2 separate regions of the Homo sapiens genome follow, and region 1 is linked to region 2. The links are chromatin loops, found by intact Hi-C in ENCODE. Cell type or tissue: mammary epithelial cell. All regions are shown on one strand. Each heading gives the region's core, and the rest is flanking DNA. Links, peaks and the distances in the headings are about the cores only.

Region 1 (2,916 bases), core at 285-2,784, 59 kb before region 2:
CAGTTATAAACACACCTCTGGTATAATGTCCTCTCTTCTAGAGGGCAGAAGACTACAAGTATAGATTTGGGAATCATCAGCATGGAGGTCCTGTCTGAAGCCATCATAGTAAATTACATTGAGAGAGTGTAGCGTGAGGAGTTGCTTACCATGAGGAATTAGCAGAGATCATGGATCTGGTAATTAAGAGGCTGGCAGTGATCTCCTAAGAACCGATCAGTACAGAGTGTGAGTAACAACCAAATGGCAGAAGGAAACTGTAAGGGACGGCATGATGGTATCTTGAGGTTGAGGTAGTATAAAGGGACAGTGTTTCCAGGTTACTGAAAACAACTAAGTTTGTAGCAGAGAGAAAGCAGTGAAAAGGGAAAGATTGAAAGTATTTTTATTTTTTTTCTTTTCCTTTCAAAATTGTCTGCAACCTTTATGGCTGCCAGGGCCCACCCATACCCAGACTATGTAGTATGATTTCAGCTCAAATAATTGCTATTGGACTATAGGTCTGGACCTTATCTTTGCAAATCTAGTGGGAAATTTTACCCAGTGGATATTGAGTTACAGATCGTAATGAATCTACAGCTTTCATTTATCTTGATCTTCTTGATATAAATTTTGCTATTCTAATTTTAAGACAAACTACTCAGTATACATATACAAAAATGCATGATACCCTCTTTACTAACATGACCTTGCTTTTAAAATGGAAAAAAAAATGGGTGCCTCGTAGATAAATGCACATTATTTTAGCTACTTTGGCTATATAAATGTTGCCAGCTTGTTTGTACTAATGTATAACCGTGCTTGAAACAGGTATTTGAACATCCAGAATCATGCAGTATATCGGTTTGTGTATTTCTGATAACGCTGTTAAATTCTTTGAGAGTGTGTTCGAGGGGGGTGCTGTTTATTTGTTTGTGTTTTCCGTTGAAAATGTTGCGGTACGTGGTCTATCACTGTCTTCACGGTCTGGGGGTGGACTGAGGTAGGGAGGGTGTGACGCTGGTATCTGTGTGAACTCGGGCTTGTGATGCTGAGCTTGGTTCATCTGCTTTCTCCTCCCTTTTCCTCCCCACTCCTTCCCACCAGCGCCACAGCAACATCCTCAGAGTCTGAGCGAACTGCGCCCAGCGCGGGCACGGAGCCTCCCACCGCCAGCAACCTGCGGCCCCGGAGAAGGCAGCGAGCGCAGTGACAGCGCCTCACCGCCACCAGCTCCTGGACCACCATGGCCAAGAACCGCAGGGACAGAAACAGTTGGGGTGAGTAGCAAATGAGAACTTCTGCAGCCTGCACGGGGTCTTCTGGCCCTCCACTTTCTGCTTCTGTGGAGACAGGGAGGGCCAAGGGCTGCTAGGTGCCTGCGTCCACGGCTGGGAGACGGGCCGTAGCCGAGCCGCTCCCTGTTTGGGCGGAGGAACCATGGCCGAGCGGTACCCGCGTCACCGAATCGCGCTGTCGGGGTGAGGGCTGCAGCTTCGCGCAGGCCGGGCCTCCAGCTCCTTCTTCCCCACCCCCCTCCCGCCTCCTCCCAGCATTTGGACAGCACCCACCAGGCGCCTCCGGGGACTTGTGGGTTCCGCCTTAGCGATCGGTTGGGAGGAAGGCTATGGGGGTGGGCAGGGGGCTGTTGTTACTCGGCCCCAGAGGGGCGAGGGGTCGGGGATCTAGAGCAGGCCAAGCCCCAACCCCCCTCCCCGGGAGCCGCCAACTCGCTGGCTCTGCAGGGCGCGGGCTCCCGGCGGCGGGCGGCGGGCGGCGCGCTGGAACAATGAGGCGGAGCGCGCCGGGTCCCGGACGGACGGTAGCAGACCGAGCAACTGGGAGAAGGGCCACCCTCTTGGGAATTCCTGAGCACTGCAGTACTCCTCTTAATTTGGGGGTTGGGTGGGGGAATTGGGGAAGAAGGAGAGCAAAGTTGTGGTTTCCAGCCTTCTGCCCCACCCCGACGTGGTACCCCATTCAGACCAGCCCCAAGGGTGGCTTTGTTCTTTGATTTTACCTTTTGGAGACATTGGGCTCATGATTCAGCACCAGGCCGAGGGGAGGGGAAAGGAGAGGCGAGACCCAGTATGTTCACACCGCGAGTGGGTGGGCGGTGCTCACGCAGGCGGAGAAGAACGGGCGCAGCGATGCGGAAGAAATCGCGGCCCCGCCCGCCTTGCTGCTCCAGACCTAGTTCTGGACGGTTAGTGTGGGCAGGCTGGGCGTCTTTTTGTCGTAGGTTCCCGATTTCTTGCAGTCACAGTGCTAAACTCACCAGCATCTTAGGAACGAAAGCCCTCTAAGGCATTTATTTTATTATCTGAACCAGAGAATGTCTCAGGCTACTGTGGCTTGGTGGGTAAATAAATATTTTGTTCATCAGCTTGTTATTTAGAAATTGTTATTTGGAAATAACAGTTGTTATTATTTGAAAAGTTCAGAGCTGCTTGATTCTGTTCCACATCTCAGTGAGAGCTCTTCTATAACTGTTTATTTGAGCGAGAGGCACAAATGTAAATTTTAATTGGTTATTTCAGTTTACTTTAATCAAAAGACCGTGTATCTCCTTGCCTCTGATTGTTCTAATGGTCACAGGATACGGTAGACAAGGTTTACATTTGGGAGATTATCCAAGGTTTGTGGTAGGCATGGAGAGTTGGAGCGGGGAGGTCTGTCATGACTTAGCTGAGTTTAAGAGAAAGTGGTTCCATTTTCTGAGATCATGAAACTTCAGTTTTAACAGACCTACCTGACTATTGCAATAAGTTTTATTTCCTTCTTCTGAAATTTAAGTAAGCATTTGCAGTGTATCCCCTTTCCACCCGTTCTCTTGGCCTCTAGAATAGGAATTTATTGAACACACACAATTAGGGTGCGTATATTCAAGTCACTTTTGGTCTCAGTCTCCATGAATTGTTGTCTCCACCCTGTTAA
Region 2 (2,916 bases), core at 194-2,693:
GTCAGTGAATACAGATACATGGCAGGCAATAAAACACAAAACAGGAACGTGGTAACATAAATACAAATATCAGTATTGTAGTCCAGTGAATACTAGTAACTAAAAAGCAAACCACAATAATAAATCTATATATAGTACAAAGCAAAATTATCAGTGAAAATTGGTACAATGCAAACAGCAAAATAAGTGAATAAACTCCACTGCAAGTACCTGTAAATCACGGTCACTAGAATTTCAAAGTGGCACAAAACATGAAACAAAATAACTTGGAAAGATATCCAGCATCATGCTTGTGTGTGTTATAAAAGAAGTAAAGAAAACAAATTCTAACATAAAATAGTATTTCAATGTAGCCCCAATGTTATAACTGGGGCTATAATAAAGGGGAAAATGCAAACACAGTCTTAAGTTTTGAATCTTTAAGGCCTTCAAAATCACCAACCCCAAAGCCTGAAAACTCTAACTCTGCTAAAATTTAGATTTTTAAAAATTACAGGCAGTTACTGAATTTACTTAGAAATCAAGCAAGTCACTGGACAGATCTTGCTTTTTTACATAGTATGTGTATTTTTCCATATATATATAATGTATGTGTGTGTGTGTGTGTGTATATATATATATATTTTTTTTTCTTTCTTTGAGACAGGGTCTTGCTCTGTCGCACAGGCTGGAGTGCAGTGGCACAATCTTGGCTCACTGCAACCTCCGCTTCCTAGGTTCAAGCGATTCTCCTGCCTCAGCCTTCCGAGTAGCTGGGACTACAGGCATGTGCCACAATGTACAGCTAATTTTTTTTATTTTGAGACGGAGTCTCCCTCTGTCGCCCAAGCTGGAGTGCAGTGGCGTGATCTCAGCTCACTGCAACCTCTGCCTCCCGGGTTCAAGCGATTCCCCTGCCTCAGCCTCCAGAGTAGCTGGGACTACAGGCATATGCCACCCACGCCTGGCTAATTTTTTTTATTTTTATTTTTAGTAGAGGTGGGGTTTCACCGTGTTAGCCAGGATGGTGTCGATCTCCTGACCTCATGATCCACCCGCCTCAGCCTCCCAAAGTGCTGGGATTACAGGCGTAAGCCACTGCACCCAGCCGTGTACAGCTAATTTTTATATCTTAATACAGACAGGATTTCACCACGTTGGCCAGGCTGGTCTCAGACTCCTGACCTCAAATGATCCACCTGCCTCGGCCTCCCAAAGTGCCGGGATTACAGGTGGGAGCCACTGCACCCGGCCCCAATTTTTCCATATATTTGAAATAACAATTTAAGAAATTGTCCCTGTGTTCAGAAGACTTCTCTCGTGATCTGTTTTCTATATTACTTTGCTAAGTCTGTAATGTTAAGCTTTAACCTACTGCTACAGCTTGGGTTATGTGTAATCAATTATATCAAACATGACAACTACATACTCATACTACCTCTCATCTGCTTAAGTGGCCTTTTCTTGCTATTTTATTTTGTGTTGCTGAGTTCCACCACTAGAGGTAGCATCATTGTCACTATCTTTTTGAACTCTGCAGTCCAGTTACCACAGCTTACCCAGTTTTGTACAGTTCTTAGAAGGTGGGCACGCTATGCACGGAGCAATTTTTGGATACATTTTCTGGAGGGAATGCATTATAATAAGCCAGTAAAAATCTGGTCTCTTCCCCATTTATGAGCCTATATATATAAAACCACAAACAAGACTTAAAACATGAACTGGTTATGGCTGGGCACGGTGGCTCATGCCTGTAATCCCAGCACCTTGGGAGGCCGAGGCGGGAGGATCATGAGGTCAAGAGATCAAGACCATCCTGGCCAACATGGTGAAACCCCTCCTCTACTAAAAATACAAAAATTAGCTGGGCATAGTGGTGTGTGCCTGTAGTCCCAGCTACTCAGGAGGCTGAGGCAGGAGAATTGCTTGAACCCAGGAGGCAGAGGTTGCAGTGAGCTGAGATTGCACCACTGCACTCCAGCCTGGGCGACAGAGCAAGACTTCATTTCAAAACAAACAAACAAAAAAGCAAAAACAAAACTTGAACTGGTTATATGAATGGGCTACATACAAAGCATACATGTAAAATCAAGCAAGCTAACTTATAATATCAAGAAAGCTAACTTATAGGTGGAAGACAAGATACATATGAAACGGGAGTGGAAATTTGGGCAAGGAGAATCATTCACTGTGAGAAGAGCAGGTTTCAGGAGTCGCTTAAATGATGGGGAAGTGAGTGATGGCATTATCACTGGGGAGGAAATGGGGGAGATCAAAGGATGTTTTATTCTGTGGCATGGAGGACTGGGAAGGATTCCAAAAATAATAATGGATTTGCTTTTACTTGTAGAAATAGATGATGAATTCATCAAAAACTTGAAAATACTGATTCCTTGGCTACTTAGTCCCGAGAGCCTAGATATTAAAGAGATCAATGGGAATAAAATCACCTGCCGGGGTCTGGTGGAGTACTTCAAGGTATCACTCTCATTTCTAGAGCATTCGTGGGATAGATTTGACATATATTGGATCGTAATTCCTATAAACAAAAATTATAGACCCGATAATATGGGAGCAAAGGTACGAGGAATCTATAAAAAGGATTTTAAAAATCCTTTCTAAAAAGCTTTTTCAAAACCTTTCAGAAAGCTTACTTTCTGAAATTATTCTTTTGAGGAAACTACATATAGGTAACATTATTGTCCCCTTTTATCTTGAGGGAGCTGTATTTTGAAATATGAATGTAAGAGTTGGAAAAGTCTTTTGGGGGGATGGGGTGTTTCCCAGGGTCCATGGTCTATTCTGAATTTTACCTTCATAATTCTGAAGATTTTCCCCAAGGGGATACCTTCCTACTGAAGAAAATACTTCCCCATTTCTTACTCTCTGCACCAAGAGCCAATATGAAGTGGAATTATTTTAAATTTGCATTTACCT

The links. A loop is a pair of places that touch in the nucleus more often than their neighbours do. Peaks named below come from ENCODE experiments on the same cell type or tissue, not always from the same donor. Only the 100,000 strongest peaks of a DNase experiment are listed, where the experiment ranks them.
Region 1: it touches region 2 in a loop (5-fold over the local background); 4 of 110 quality-filtered maps call a loop at or near these places.

What each region holds. Positions count from the first base shown.
Region 1 is chr14:50,559,041-50,561,956 of GRCh38, forward strand. ATL1 (atlastin GTPase 1) reads left to right here and starts at 1,105. Exons shown (of 14, transcript NM_015915.5): 1 at 1,105-1,259. The coding sequence starts at 1,226. It also overlaps a transcript of MAP4K5 not described here. RefSeq lists an enhancer at 1,199-1,698 and a silencer at 1,440-1,799. In mammary epithelial cell, for the core only: a CTCF peak has its summit at 1,264; DNase peaks (open chromatin) are centred at 1,491 and 1,961; H3K4me3 peaks cover 2,038 bases; H3K27ac peaks cover 2,096 bases.
Region 2 is chr14:50,618,270-50,621,185 of GRCh38, forward strand. ATL1 (atlastin GTPase 1) reads left to right here. Exons shown (of 14, transcript NM_015915.5): 9 at 2,330-2,457. Among named protein-coding and RNA genes, the nearest start is that of SAV1, 49 kb to the right of the region's middle. In mammary epithelial cell, for the core only: a CTCF peak has its summit at 1,481; no DNase peak of the experiment used is centred there.